2 separate regions of the Mus musculus genome follow, and region 2 is linked to region 1. A link is a loop called in an ENCODE intact Hi-C map of the cell type or tissue named here. Cell type or tissue: heart. All regions are shown on one strand.

Region 1 (8,000 bases):
CGGTGAGCTCAGGACTTGGCTCCCCTGCTCCCTCAACAGCACCCCCAGGTCCCGTGTGTTAAGCCACCTTCTGAAGAATTGGGGACTTTGACGGGGCTGACAGGACCAACCCAGCTCTTTTACAACCTTCTCTTTGGATCCAGTGTGCAATGCCACAGTCAGCTTGTCACTTCTCACACTCCGACCTTGCAGCTGTCATTCCTGATGTGAGAGTGGCTTTACAAATCAGCTCAGTCACTGCGGGGCAGGGGTGGCACATGCCTGTGATCCCAGCACTCGAGAGGCAATGGTCGGTGGATCTCTGAGTTCGAGGCCAGCTTAGTCTACAGCCTGAGTTCCAGGACAGCCAGGGCTACACAGAGAAACCCAATAGCTCAGTCTGTTTTGTTTTGTTTTTGTTTTTTTCGAGACAAGGTCTCTCTGTGTAGCCCTGGCTGTCCTGGAACTCTCTGTAGACCAGGCTGGCCTCGAACTCAGAAATCCGCCTGCCTCTGCCTCCCGAGTGCTGGGATTAAAGGCGTGCGCCACCACTGCCTGGATTGCTTTTTTTTTTTTTTTTTTAATGTGATTGGTAGCTTGCTGTTACAGTGTGAGGCATGACACTGTGTGTGATCTACAAGAGAGACCAACAAGTTGTAGGGAGCAATGTGGTCTTGGGCAGCAAGCCACCTGCCATTTCCTTCAGCCCTCTCAATGTGAGTAGAACCAGCTCCACTTACACGAGGAAAAACAGGCACCAGAATACAACAGCCGGGCTGTAAGAAACGCAGGGCCTGGACCTGACATTTTCCCTGGGCTCCTGGAAGCCACACTTTGCCCCCGCAATTGTACTGAGTCAGTTTCTGCATCTACAACACATTTCCTTCCTTCCTTTCTTTTTTTTTTTTTAAAGCCATGGCTCTTTGTTCCAAAATCTTAGGTGGATTATGATGTTAGACAGGTGCAGATGGGACCTCTGTGGGGTGAGACGAGAAACGGGAGGCTGCTGGGGTCTCGCTGGGCTCTCTCCCGACTCCTGCCCAGCAGACCTCCCTGGTGGAGCTCAGTCCTGCAGTGAGCAGGCTGCCTCTGGGCCTGTCAGGCCCTGACTGGTCTTCACCAACAGTGGCTGCTTTTGGAACTGGCAGCAAACGTGTGGAGGGCAGTAATGCTCACAGCTCCTTGGATGGGGGGTTCTCGGGGCTCCGCAGCAAGGACATCAGGTTCAGCGCGGAGACGCCTGGCACATGGCCAGCGCAGATCTGCAGAATGCGCACCAGACGCCGCGCCATGGCTGCACGAAAGCTTTCCACCTTCAGGGAAGAGCAAAGAACAGCAGTGAGGGGGTGGCTGGCCCGGTGGACACACTCTGAGAAGCTTCTCAGGTGGAGCTGGAGGACGAGAAGCAGGGGTACCTTAAGGTCACATCGGGCAGCTTCCTACCTCACTCTTCAAACCCAGAGACACTGAGCCCCAATCAAGAGGAAATGGGGGACTTGACGAGCAAGACTGCTAAGGCCAAGGACACTGTCAAGCACAGGGTCACAGAGAAGTCACTGCCCAGGTTGGACCTCAACCACTGCTAGTTCCAGCCACTGCAGGAAGCCACAGGGACAGAAGAGGATGGACAGGATGTGTCACCTACAGGTAACCCCTTTATTGGGGTGGAGGGCCCAGGGTAGCTGGGGGTGAAGCTGTCCGGGCCCTGAACCAGTGAGTTCTGGGCAAGTAAGAGACACTTGCAGACATTTTCGGAAAAGCAAACGGCGCTCCATTAGCGGCCCCAGGGCACTGTCAGCCTGTCACTGACTCCCTGCAACCCTGCTTCATCTCTACAGGCAGCGCCATGCTACCAGCTACCAGCTGTCATGCCGGAAACCTCAGTTGTCCCTTACTCGTCTTCCTGTCACCTCACATCTGTCCGCCAGCACTTTCTGTTCAATGTCCAGGAAACAGCAAGGACTATGGGCCACTCCGTGTCACTCTCCCCTGGACACCAATGACTCCAGGCCACTCAACCCTTCCAGAAAAAAATCTCTAAACCTTGTCGTCGTTTCTGCCCTTCTCTCTCTCTTCATCTCTCTCACAGCCAGAGCAAAGCCACATGTCTCCTAGGCTCCAAACTTCAGCAGTTCCAGTTTCATTCCAAGTAAGAGCCAGAGTCTTTACCGACTCCAGGACCTGGCCATCACTGCTAACATTTTCCATTGCTCCCCCTCCCCACAACCCACTCCAGAACTCAGCTACTCCTGCCCGGCCTCTCAAAAGGCCCCTAGACACACCAGCAAGCTCTAGGTCTCTGCACTTTCTGCTCCTGACAGCACTCTTCTGCAGACTGCACCATGTCCACTGCCGAGACACGAGCTCTTTCCTGCCTTGGTATCCATTCTGCCCACGAAGCCACAGCCTTAGCTCCCATCTGAGTCACTCTCTCTTACTTTACAAACAAACAAGCACAAGTGGCCTGTTTGTGTTCCTGCCGAGAGCACAGTCAGGATGTATATATGTATATACCGTTTTGTTCTGTGCGGTGCCTCTAATGCCTACAGCGGGTACTGAGGCACACTGTGCAGGTGAGGTATTTTCAGTCACCCTCTTCAAACGTCTGACTCCTCAACCTCCGGCTGCTTTAGCCTGAGTGCCACGGCTGCCTCCTGTCACTCAAGCCCCGTGCAGACATGCCCCGCCCATTCTGACCACAACAGCCAGGACTGCCCATGTCATATGGGAAGACATACTCTGCCGGGCTAGATTCTGACAAGACTGGGCCAGTGTTTGCTGGACTTGTGTGCCAAGCAGTAGCACAGGGCCTGTTGGTAGACAACTGACACTGGGGAAATCACACACCTCTTTAGAGCAGTGGGTCCCAGCCATCCTAATGCTGCCACCCCCCCCCCCCAACCATAAACTGACTTCACTGCTACTTCATAACTGTAATTTTGCTACTGTCTACATGAGAATATAAATATCAGGTAGGCAGGAGACACAGGTGGAGAACCACTGCCCTAGAGTATTTCCCTCCTACAAAAGACAACTAGCAACTCTTGCTACACAAAGGCCTCCAAATATGTAGAGGTTCCAACTTGGTAAGACAAAGTGTATGCCCTGAGAAGGCTCCTCAGAGGCCTGCAGGGACCGCTGGTCTAAAGATGGGCTCTTCATCTGAGGGATGGAGGCCTGCCTCTGCGCAGGGATCGGAAGCCCTGCTGCCAACTAGAAACACACAGGAGTCTCTTCTCCCCTCTACACACCCGGCCCAGGAATTTCCTTTCTTTCTTTTAAAAATTACATTAAATAGGGAGGGGAGGGAAAAGGCTGGCCAGTGGTGACCTTTAACCCCAGCAGAGACAGGAGGACCTCTGAATTGGAAGACAGCCTGGTCTACAGAGTGAGTTCCAGGACAGCCAAAGCTATACAGAGAAACCCACCCACGCACGAAGGTCAAAGGACAACTTGCAAAGACTCCACTCTCTCCTTCCTTCATACAGGTCCCAGGGACAGAACTCAGGCTGTGAGCAGTGCCCTTAGCTGCTGAGCCACATCTCTGCCCTATTCCAGTCCTCGAGCCCCATGAAAACTCAAAAGCTGGTGTGGCCTGCCACCTTGTGGCCATATGGGAAACTGCAGCAGCACCTGTCATCCAGGTTAGCAGGCACGCCATAGCCACCACCTTGGTTATGGAGCAAAGATGACTCTTCAGAAAAAAATAAAACTACTGAGGAGTGGGTGCCAGGTGGCTCACAGAAAGCAGGCCACAATGGGAAAACGGCTGCAGACTAACGGGCTGGCCTAACTTACAGCGGTGTGACTGAACAAGCTGAGTCTTCCTGGAGCGTTTCCTCAGAGCTTTGTTATGAGGAAAACCTGGCAAGGGAGACACTTCCGGTGTGCTGGGATCACTGGGTGCCACCTTTGAAAGCAGAGCTTGGAGCTAGTCAGGGATTCTAAAACCAACTGTGAGTAAGACAGATGAATGGAATATAAACCTTGATCAGTGCTTTGGTATCAGGGTGATGTAGGGGGCAGTGTAGCAACCAGAACACAGTAGTGATGAGGCTGGCCCTAACTGCAAGCCAAGGCATCAGTACCTTATGTGTACGGGTGCTCTGCCTGCATGTATATCCATGCACCATGCGCGCGCCTGGTTCCAGAGAAGGATAGAAAAGCAAAGCGTATCAGATCTAGAGTTGTAGACAATGGTGAGCTGTTACGTGATGCTGAAAACCAAACTCAGGTCCTCTGTAAGAACAGCAAACGCTCCCCACCAGTAAGCTACCATCCCGCCCAAGCAGCACTGTCTGCTGGTGACTGCTGACTTAGCTCTTCCTACGACTCCCTTGGCTAATTCAGCTCAACTTAGGTCACACGTTAGTATGGTTCTCTGTGTGTGTGAGATAATTCTGGAGTTTTGGGTTTCTTAAAAAAGAAAGAAAGAAAGAAAGGAAGGAAGGAAGGAAGGAAGGAAGGAAGGAAGGAAGGAAGGAAGAAAGAAAGAAAGAAAGAAAGAAAGAAAGAAAGAAAGAAAGAAAGAAAGAAAGAGAAAGAAAGAAAGGATAGAACTATAAGAATGTGTTTTTGTCTTGATCCCAGGTGTAGTGGTGTGGCACTGCTGCGGGCGTCCACAGCAGCTGACTGTGATTTCCCTGTGCTCTACCAGAGGCGTGGTTTTGCCAGCTGCAGACAGTTTCTGAGATTGTGTGACGTTTGGAATTCTGGGAACTTTTCAGAAGGTATGTAAATGCTAGAGGCCTGAGGAGCAGGGGTGGGTGGTGTCGGTTGTTAAGGGAGATTGGTTAAAGAAATTGGATTCAGAGATCTCTATACCCCTTTCTCCCCTCTAGCCTTCTTTCTATGTACTGATGGGAGAATAAAGGGTAGGAAAAGAACTCACAAAGTAGCTAAGACTGGCTTCAGGGAGGGGCTAAGTTCTACTTCCCATCTAAGTTTATGGATCACCTGAAGTCTGCCATCACTGGCACAGACCAGAGACCCCATAACAGGAAACTCCAGAGCACAGAATGTGTGGAGTTCTATCCTTGGGGAAAGGTGCCAGATCCAGGATCTAACTGTTCAAACCTTGAAACCAACAAAAAGATCCCTTGGAGCAACTGAGGAAGTCAGGTCCGTGGGTAGGACAGCTCAGGCCCAGAGAACCTTCAGTAATCCTCCCAGGGAGTGTACATTAACTCCTGTAGGATAACAACACGTGTCAGCGGAGTGTGCACTTCTGGGGCTCCGTGGGTAAGTGTGCTTGCTGTATAAGCATGTATCCAGACCCTAGCACACATGTCAAATGCTGGGTGTGGCTGTGCGTGCCAGTAACTCTACTGCTGTGGAGGGAAGGGAGCAGCAGAGGCAGGCAGGAGGATTGCTGGGGCTTGCTCGCAATCAGTCTAGCTCCATGTTCAGTGACGACCCTGCTCAAGGGAACCAGGCAGATGGAGATAAAGGCCACCCGATATCCTTCTCTGGCTTCTGGGTATGAGCAGGTACATGATCCATTACACTGTGTTCACAACACATACACAAAATAAAAATTAAAGAGAATGGGAGAGGGGGTGACTGGGAGGAGGGGTAGTGAGCGGGATAAAAAGTGAGTAGAAAAAGACAATATAGAGAAAACGCATACCAGCCTTCTATGGCCAGCCAGGGCTCACTGGTGAGCACACTTACAGAAGCTTAATGGATTAGAATGGAAGCAATACACCCAGCGACATAACTGCCCATCTAACAAACGCCCCTATTACTTGCTGTGTGACCTGTCCTGTGACACTACCTGACACTATAGACAAGGTCAGGCACTCTGACTGCAGGGAAGACACCGGGATACGCTGGTTAATGAGACAGACACAACACCGTATCTCCTAAGAACTTACCTTCCAGCAGGAGAGTGGGATATTAACAGGGACTTCCAAGCACACCACAAGACTTGAGCTAAGCCTCAAATCACAATTACATGGCTCCTTCCATATCAGGTGTCATCTCAATTGGAGACTTGGGGACCGTTCAGGAAGCAGTCCTGATATGCTCACTGTCTGTTCACCGCCCTTTCTTTGTACTGAACTATAGCATGGCCTCAATGAGCAGGGTTCTCACCTGTAAATCACAGAGGAGCAGCGGGCTTCGGTAGGTGTGGGCCAGTTTTATAACTGTGTTCTGGTGGACGCTGCAGTGGCTTTCCTGTCCCGCTGCAAAGAAGCCAGGCACACACACTTGAGGCTATACCCGCCCGAGATCGACCTGCAGCTGTCTCCCAAGGGCTGCGATTAAGGGTGTGCACCATCACTGGCCACCTTCAAAAGTACATTCTTAACTGGGGCTGGAGACATGGCTCAGCAGTTAATAGCACTTACTGTTCTTCCAGAGGACCCGAGTTTGAGTCCCAGCACCCATGGTGGCTCAGAACCACCTGCAACTGTCTATAACTACAGTTCTAGAGGACCCCATACCATTTTCTGGTGTCCTCAGACCAAAAAAAAACAAACAAAAAAACAAAAAAACCCATGTACATAAAATTACAAAAAACAAAACAAAACAAAACACTCCAAAAAACCAACAAAACTAAATTTTTAAAAAGTCAGTAGTCAGGTAAGGAGAACCTCTCTGCAGGCTACCTCCTCAAGGGTCCATAAGTACGACCACTCTAGCTAGGTGGGGTGTAACAAGAAGGGGCCAAACTTACCCCCTGTGACAAGGAAGCACACTTTCCCCAGGAAGAAGCTGCTGTCCACGTGCTGCAGAAACTCCTCCACTTTCTGGAGACTGGGACAGGAGAAGCCAGGCAAGAAAACAACCATAAGACAGAAAGACGCAGTCTCTATATCCTAAATGCCAGGATTCCCTGCGCTTTTATTTTTCAAAAGGTATTATTATCATTTTATTTTATTATTTTACAGTACGCATAGGCAGGAGCGTTCATGAATTTAGGTACACCAACACAGGTGCCCTTGGAGGCCAGAGGCACTGGGTCTCCTGGAGCTGGACTTACAGAAGGCTGTGAACCTCTTGTGGATGCTGGGAACCAAAACTTCATAACCACGGAGCCACTTGTCCAGCTCCATATACCATTTTAAAATTTACCTTTACTTAGAAGTTCATGAATGTTTATAAAATAACCAAGCAGCAAATATGAACACACACACACATATAAGTAATAAGAACCCTTCTCTTGGGCTGGAGATGTGGCTCAGTGGTTAAGAACACTTGCCATTCCTCCAGGGGACCCAGGATTAATCCCCAACGCCCATGATGGCAGCTCACAACTGTCTCTAACTCCAGTTCCAGGAGACCCAATGCCCACTTCTGGCCTCAGTGGGCCCTGCACATATACTGTACACAGACTTACACGCTGGCAAAATGCCCACACACATAAGATAAAAAGATAAAAAAAAAAAAAAAAAAAAAGAACCCTTCTCTCGGCACCACCCTCTGCTGCCAATTCTCCAGAAAAAAACAGTTGTCAATCTGGGGTGTAATTCTTAGTGGACTTTTCTTTTATGTGCAAATACAGTGGTGTGTTTAAAAATAGTAGTATTTTTTTTTCAAATGCTGTCCAACTCCTGACTGTTGTAGTTTTGATATGGTTTAGTGTATCTACAAGGTCACGTGATGAAATTTAATCCCCAGTGTCCATGAAAACCTCAGGAGAGCACTTGCCTGCAGGACGCAAGGACCTGTGTTCTATCACCAGTGCTACACCCAAAATAATTAAAACGAGAGAAGGAATCTGGGCTGGCTCAAAGGTTAAGAGCATTGGCTGCTCTTCCTAGGACCTGAGTTTGCGTCCCAGAACCCGCATGGCAGCTCACGGCGACTGTCTGTAACTGCAGCTGTAGCCGGTAGGATGCTTTCTTTTAGCTCCCTCAGGAACTAGGGTTGCATGTGGTACCCAGGTATACATGGGCTAGGAGGACCCCAAGGGCAGAGGTGTTTTCTACTCTGTTGTTAGGTGTATACAGTACATCTCAGCGAACATTAACTAGACGAACGGGTGATGTTGTCATGATTTGTCTTTCAAACTC
Region 2 (8,000 bases), 99 kb before region 1:
GTGACGTTCCCTTCCCAGATGACTCTCCTTTATGCCAAGTTGAAAAGTAAAAACCCAACAACAAACACAACCTGTAAAGTAGGAACAGCAGCCACCTCTCCCTGTAAGAAAGCCCATTAATGGGATATAAGGCCCTAGTGCATATGCAGTGAGCAGTCTGTGGTCAGTGGCTGCCGTGCCCTTCTCTGATTGGTGGGTTTATAGATGCCTCCGTCCCTGGAGGAGGTCTGGGGTCAGCCAGGTGGACAAGAGGAAAAGAGCAACTACTCTGACGACTCACTACAACCCTCTCGCCAGCTTTCTCGCACGTGGTGGAGAACACAGCCTTTTTTGGTGACGTCGTGCTGCGCTTCCCAAAGATTGTCCACCACTACTTTGACCATAATTCCAACTGGAACCTCCTGATCCGCTGGGGCATCAGCTTCTGCAACCAGACAGGCGTCTTTGACCAGGGGCCCCACTCACCCATCCTCAGCCTGGTAAGGACTGGGGAGGGCTGGGATCCCTGTCGGGTGGTAAGCTGGGAGCCTCGAATCTGTCTATCTGTGGTTGGCCCTGTCAGTTATCCTAGGTACTTAGTGTGTTCTATAAGTATCAGAGCACTTTGGGTCATAGAGGCCTAACTTCAAGGGGCCTAACTTCTGTGCTAACTTTTGGAGGGTCCCTAGGGATTGTTTCTGGCCCATATCTGTCTAGGCTCTGAGGCTTAAGACCCTGCATGGTGGAATGGCTCTAGTAATGAGAGAGCAGAAGGCAGAAGAGGATGACTAGTGTTCTCATCCACAGATGGCCCAGGAGCTGGGGATCACTGAGAAAGATTCTGACTTCCGGAACCCGTTTAAAACAGACCAGACAGAGGTGAGCTGCTGGGGCCTGTAACTGTTGGCGTCTGGTGGGCACGGGAGGTGGGGCCTGCAGGGACTAAGGTCTAGGGTATGCAGTGTGAGCTTTAGACTTGGAACCAGACAATCCAATGAGTCTGGGATCAGAAGCCATTACCCAAGTTATTGACGGTTTTGGCAAGTCACTGTTTCTCTCCGAATGTTGTACACCAAAGCTGGGGGTCGATGGAGATTGGGGGGATCCCTGAGGCTAAGAATATCCTCATCTCATTGCACACTATGTACAGGTTACAAGTGTCAGAGTGACCAGGTGAAGTCAGGTCACGCCCTCCCCTGCTCTGAGCCTCTGGTACTGGTGCACTGTGGCTTCTGCTCTCACGCCTACACACGCCTGTACTCCAGAGTTCTAAACTTGGCTCAGGGTGCTAACAGCTGCAGCCTGAGAAGACAGATGGTGACACACAGGGGGAAGGGATCAGATGGAGCAGGGCAGGCCAAGGAGGACAGGAAGGAAAGAAAGGCTCCTCTTATGGGTGAGAAGCTGAGACTCTTCAGATCACAGCTCACGCCTGTTTAGAGACAGGTGTTGAGTTTGTGACAGGCTTGAGATTCTACCAGCTTGCAGGCTGACACAGTAGCCTGCTGTTGTATAGATGTCAGCCGGTCATAGGCAGTTTTCAGTGCAGCAAAAGCAGTAGCTAGACTGTTAGGCTTGTTGTCTTGGGTCCCCTTGTTCTTCCAGGTCTTTACATGGAAGGGCCAGGCAGGTGTTGTGCATGCAGTAGGTTTGCATTATACCTACAGACCACTGTGCTTGTGAAATTTGACATCCTCATAGTGAATTAAACAGATTGGTGCTTTGTCAAGGAAAAGATACCTCATCCTTCCAAGATTACTCTCTGCAAAAAAATAAAATAAAATAAAAATAAAAATAATAATAATCCTGAAAAAATAATCTGGATAAAGAGTTGCTAGAAGGGAGATGTGGTGGGGCTTACCTATAACCCCACAGCTCAGGAGGCTGGAGCAAGAGGCCACCTGTCTATGTAGTGAATTTGAGGCTAGCCTGGACTAAAACTGCCTTAAAACAAAGAAAAAATAAAATCAGCCAAACAAGAGACTATACCAGATTTATTATTATTAGGTACTCAGTAAGAACGTAGAAAGGTGCCCAGCAGCACTGGAAATTACTTGCTGCATAGCCTCTGCCTGGCTAATCTGACTGAGAGGCAGTGACCGGGTTCATTCAGTTTGTCTTATGTCACTTACTGAGGCTGCAGTCAAATGCGTTGTTTTGGGTTTGTTGATTGGAGTTTTGAGACAGAGTCTTACCCTGTGTCTTAGTCAGGGTTTCTATTCCTGCACAAACGTCATGACCAAGAAGCAAGTTGGGGAGGAAAGGGTTTATTCAGCTTACACTTCCACACTGCTGTTCATCACCAAGGAAGTCAGGACTGGAACTCAAGCAGGTGAGGAAGCAGGAGCTGATGCAGAGGCCATGGAGGGATGTTACTTACTGGCTTACTTCCCCTGGCTTGCTCAGCTTGCTTTCTTATAGAACCCAGGACTACCAGCCCAGGGATGGCACCACCCACAAGGGGCCCTCCCTGATTGATCACCAACTAAGAGCATGCCCCACAGCTGGATCTCATAGAGCCACTTCCCCAACTGAAGCCCTTTTCTCTGTGATAACTCCAACACACAAAACCAGTACACTTAATAACCCAGGTTGACCTTAAACTATCCACATTCCTGCCTTAGCCTTCCTTCCAAGTGCTGGAATTACAGGCTAAAGCTACCACAGCCTTGTTCTGAGGGTGAGGATGAGGCCAGCTGCAGGTCTGAGTTACCGTGGTCTTCAGGGTCCTTGACTCAAACAGGGGTTACTTAAATCTTGGGACTAGGATATCTCAAGAACCATTAGAATATCATCTAAAAATCAATGTATTATCTATTACATCCACCTAAAGTTTAGATTTTTACCTGCCAGTTTTACTAAATGTATTTGTTAATAATTATAGGAAGCAAAAGATGGGCCCAAAGCAACTGTTATCCACCACGGGTCAATGCCTTTTTCTCCCACTTTATGCTTAATGGCCAAACCCTGACAATATTTAAGTGCAGAATTTTAGCCTCTGTTGCCTTGTGTGGTATAACTAAGGCTGCTCAGACATTAAGAATAAACGATAGTTTATCTGGGAGAGTAAAACAAGGTTGTGCTATCCTGTGATGTATAGCTACTCTGAGGAGATAGCTACCTTGGATGGTGTGGAACACAGGACAGTAGTTCATTGTTGACTGTGTCTGTGTGGGTTTTCCCATCATGTGGATGAGAATTACACACCCAGTAATAGTTAGTGGTACCTGCCCCTGGATTGTGCCTTTTAGAGTCTTACGGCATCCCCAGGGGCTTGATTCTTGCTGAATTATTCATGTGTCCCTCCTGATACCTATACTTTAACTGTTCTCTAGTTACTTCCCTCGTTCACCTAGACTTTCTTTCAGAAGGTTCAGATGAGTGGAATTTTTACCTGGCTCTAGAGCCAGTCGTTTTGTTTTTTTGTTTTTGTTTTTCTTTTGTTTTATTTTTTTTGTTTTATTTTTTTTGTTTTTTTTTTTCGAGACAGGGTTTCTCTGTGCAGCCCTGGCTGTCCTGAAACTCATGCTGTAGACCAAGCTGGCCTCGAACTCAGAAATCCACCTTCCTCTGCCTCCCAAGTGCTGGGATTAAAGGCGTGCGCCACCACTGCCCAGTGGAGCCGGTTGTGATAGCTAGCACACACATGTAATCCAGCAGTTGGGAGGTTGCAGGAGAAGCTCCCTTGAGCCCCGGAATTTGACACCTGCAACAAAATCCAGGAGAACCAGCTCCAGCCTTCTCTCCCAGTAGTCACAGAAGATGTATTTAATTCCCCCGTAGTGGGAGCTTCCTTTCTCGCCTCACGTTTTACTGGGAGCTGGTTACACGATTCCCCTGCATCTAACTAGTACCCAAACTCCAGGCTGCTGGAAGGAAACGCACCACATGTCGATTTCACAGACAGTAGAGAACAGTAAACCACTCGTCCTGATTAAGTCTGTGGTTTGCAGCTGCTAGTCAAGGCCCAACTTTTAGACACATGGGTTTTAAAAGAAAGCAACCAGGCAGACCTACAACTCTTTCCCTGGGTTTTATTAGTGTTTCCTTGTTTGTTTTAAGACAGGGTCTCATGTAGCCCAGGCTAGCCTCAACTCCTGGTCCTCTTGCATTTACCTCCGAAGTTCCCGAACTACAAGCATATCCCACCACCACGCATGGCCACAGCTGCAATACTAACTAATTTCTGTTCAGCACCTTGTTTTTATCCTAGTGGTACCGTAGTGGACTGTGCCTGACTGTTGATATCTACCAGAACCTCCGAGGTTCCTGTTGAGCCAGTGTCTGTTTTATGCAGCAAGGATATAGTTTTCCCCATCAAAGTAGTGGCTGCTGCTTCCAAATGGTCCACCCCAAGACTGCTTGCTGTAATCATAATTCTGAGAATTATCCCTGGGCAAGACCTTGAACCGGGTTGACCCAGTCAGTGCGAAGAGGCACTCAGGGCCTTGCAGAGGTTGTTCTCTCCACAAGGGGGCACCAAGGAGATGCTTAGTTTCTGCATGTGGGCTTTTCTCACCCTGCGATCATCATACATGCCTCTGCAACACAGGGGGTTGAGTCAGAAGTGTAATGTTATCAGAATATGCTCTTGAACGTGACCATCAGAACATGATTTCCTTCTCTTTGGATGGGGATGACCCTGCTAGTGTACTCCCCTATAGTGGGACTTGAACCCAGGGCTTCACAGATAATATACAAATGGTTCCCAGCCTGCCCACTTTTTATATTCAACATGGACCTCTCTACTTACAGCAGCCTCAGAAGATTCTCTCTACCCTTCCTTCCTTCCTTCCCCCTTTCTCTCTCTCCCTCTTCCTCTCTCTCTTTCTTTTCAAAACAGGGTTTCTCTGTGTATCTCTGGCTGTCCTGGAACTTGCTCTGTAGACCAGGCTGGCCTCGAACTCAGAAATCCACCTGCCTCTGCCTCCCGCGTGCTGGGACTAAAGGCATGCGCCGCCACCGCCCGGGTGAAGATTCTTTTCTTCTTGAGATCAGAGTGGTAGATATCTGGGAGGTGAGTGGATGTCTGGTTGAATCCGTCCTAGTTAGTTGGGCATCCCACTAGCTGTCTGACCTGAGTCACTTCTGTCTCTGGACCACTCTAGGGACTTCCTCCCTTTCCCATAGGTGTGGACTACTTACTCAGCGGGTAGGTTAGGCCACAAGATGGCACTCTTAGTTTGCTTTTACCTTGATTCCACATTTGTCAATTTTTTTTTTTAAAGATTTATTTATTTAGCCAGACATGGTGGCTCACACCTTTAATCCCAGCACTTGGGAGGCAGAGGCAGGCAGATTTCTGGAGTTCGAGGCCAGCCTGGTCTACAGAGTGAGTTCCAGGACAGCCAGGGCTGCAGAGAAACCCTGTCTCGAAAAACCAAAAAAAAAAAAAAAATTATTTATTTGTTTTATGTATATAAGTAGTACAATGTAGCTGTCTTCAGACACACAGAAGAGGGCATTGGATCCCATTACAGATGGTTGTGAGCTACCATGTTGTTGCTGGGATTTGAACTCAGGACCTCTGGAAGAGCAGTCAGTGCTCTTACTCGCTGAGCCATCTCTCCAGCCCCCACATTTGCCAATTTTGTCCTAAGAATATTTAAAAGGTCATAGTTTACACCTGAGTTTTGAATACTTTGTGTTTTATATATTCTAGTAAGCCATTTTGTCCAAAATGTCCACTGAATGCTGTTGAGACCCATGTGGGATTCTGTGCTTGGGATATAGTGGGACACAACACCCAATACCAACATTCCTCCATCTTCATGAAACATGCTGTCATAGATGTCAGGCACAAAGTAGGTGAAGAAAGGAAGAGAAGCATGAGAATAAGTTAGTACAGAATTTTAAAGAGGGTACCAGTGAGGGGGCAGATGCCACAGAGGAGGCAGCTGTAGCAGAGCAGATGAGACCCACAGACAGGCCTGGAAGGGGCATTCTGGGTCTGGGACAAAGCACGGGCAGAGGCCTGCAAGAGTGTGGCCATGGGTCTCATCACTCATAGAGACAAATAGACACAGATGCAGGTTTGATCGTTTATTGGCTGTAAAGGCAGACCAACAGGAGCAAAGGGTAGCTGGAGAAAGGTTTGAGGCTGAAGTCACCCACATCCTCTGCCCATCTCTTCTTGCCAGCATCAGAGTCTCTCAACTTCTCGCTCTTGCTCTGCAAGAGTGACTGTGACCCACTCTGCTCTGTGTGCTCCCTCTCCTGGTGACTGCGCCTTGTTACTAGGGCAGGCAGCACCTGTTGTCTAGGACTCCTAGCTTGCTTCCTCCTGAAGGGTATGTCAGACAAGTCTTCCAAGAACCACACCGCTCCCTCTTCCTGGAAGAGTGTGCTTGTTTTCAGGTTCACACCTTGGCTGGCTCCTGTCTGCCAGCCTGGAATCTCCTATCTCATGTTCTGCTAGTCAGGCTCCTGATTATCTCATGGTCCAGTCAGTGGCTTTCCTGAGCCCTTTCATCTGATTCCTTGTTTGGGTTCCCTGAGGGCAGGGCCTGCTCCAGGAATTCTTTTATCTTACATTCTGTGATTTAGCTTGGAGGAAACCTTTTGCTACCCCTAGACTAAATCCCATTACTCTGTCTGTCCTAGTTTATTCCTAGCACCGACCCTTTCCAGAAGGCTTTGAGGGAAGAAGAAAAACGCCGCAAGAAGGAGGAGAGGCGGAAGGAGATCCGGAAAGGCCCGAGGATTTCAAGATCCCAGTCTGAGTTGTAGCCCTGGACCAGCTAGGGGCCTAAGGAATCAGCAATGGCCAGTCAGAAGAGGCAGCAACTGTGTGGCTGTGGAATAGGCCCAGCAAGCACCTTGCTGAGCACCAGCCACTTCCTGATGGGAACTGTTTGCTGCGCCCTCAGAAGCCAGGGTTGAGCTCTGGCCAAAAAGACTGAGCTTCCAGGGTCTTGCAGCACACCACAGAAAGGACACTGCTCGGCAGACAGGATCATGCAGGGAAGCTGCGGGAGGAGGCTGGCTGAAGGAACTTCTGGCCTGGATCCCCTTGGTGAGGGCAGGCTGCAGGCCACTGCCGCCCTTGATAAGGAAGCAACAGAACCAGGCTCTGAGTTACAAGTGAAGGTGCTATGCTTGCAGCCAGTCTCACTGTGTTCCTGGGCTGCCTGTCACTGGTCCAGCTCTCTGCAGAACAGTACTAAAAGCTAGCAAATCCACTGGCCTCCCCCAGGCTGGTGAGGAGAATGTAAGGGGCAGCAGGAACTGCTGCAGATGTCAGGACCAGCCTGGAGAACGTTTCTGCCTCGGAAAGAGGGAGTCCCTGGCTCTGCAGTGCAGAGAAGCAAGAGCTAGGCTTAGGTCTCTCTCTCTCTCTCTCTCACTCACTGCTGCCCTTCATGACAGGCCAGTTTCCAGAGGGGACTCAGAAGTGTCCTGAGAGGGTGTTTATTTCAAGGAGACCTTAAAAGAACATGATCTCTATTCTCAGATAACTGGGGACAGTCATTGAGCTGGTTCAGGGGACAATCAACTTGTTCTCTCTGCTGCTAAAAGATCCTGTCTATGGGGGACAGGTTGCAGGAGGCTGTGCTTTGTGATGGGATACTGTAGCTGGATTGACTAGACAGTGGCTCAGAGTCCCGTGGCCACAGAGCAGGAGGCTACAGAGCAGGAAGCTATGCAAGGAGTTAGGCCTTCAGAAGGCAGCCTGGTTTCTATGAGTCTCAAGGCAGGTGGCTGCCTTGGTTCTATTGAAATTACAGCTCCACCTCTTTGATCTTGCCAAGCCAAAATGTATCGCTTATAGGAGTGGAGACACCCCAGCCCGACCTCTACCTTCAAGTGCAGGTGTTGCTAACAGTGCTCAATTGAGACCTGAGTCTTAGCCTGACCTGTCCTGTTCTTTCTCTTCCCTGTGCTGTGCCTTCATTGGTAAAATAAATTTGATGGTGTCTGAATCCTCTGACAAGCTCTAAACTATGTCTTTGGCTTCTTTTCCTGCTCAGGCTAAAAAAGGGAAGCCAGGTATTGGGGAGGCTCCATGGAAGTCCTGGAAT

The links. Peaks named below come from ENCODE experiments on the same cell type or tissue, not always from the same donor. Only the 100,000 strongest peaks of a DNase experiment are listed, where the experiment ranks them.
Region 2: a loop joins it to region 1, with 6 times the contacts of the local background. A loop is called at or near these places in 33 of 42 quality-filtered maps.

What each region holds. Positions count from the first base shown.
Region 1 is chr15:82,233,218-82,241,217 of GRCm38, forward strand. It overlaps Cenpm (centromere protein M), which reads right to left. Exons shown (of 6, transcript NM_025639.4): 4 at 6,662-6,741; 5 at 6,076-6,167; 6 at 545-1,292. The coding sequence ends at 1,152. Among named protein-coding and RNA genes, the nearest start is that of Cenpm, 7.5 kb to the right of the region's middle. In heart, no CTCF peak of the experiment used is centred here; a DNase peak (open chromatin) is centred at 3,574; H3K27ac peaks cover 705 bases; H3K27me3 peaks cover 403 bases.
Region 2 is chr15:82,134,284-82,142,283 of GRCm38, forward strand. It overlaps Ccdc134 (coiled-coil domain containing 134), which reads left to right. Exons shown (of 7, transcript NM_172428.2): 5 at 298-479; 6 at 787-858; 7 at 6,583-7,920. The coding sequence ends at 6,708. Among named protein-coding and RNA genes, the nearest start is that of Srebf2, 9.0 kb to the right of the region's middle. In heart, CTCF peaks have their summits at 4,440 (motif pointing right) and 5,145 (motif pointing right); DNase peaks (open chromatin) are centred at 1,268 and 4,438; H3K27ac peaks cover 1,901 bases.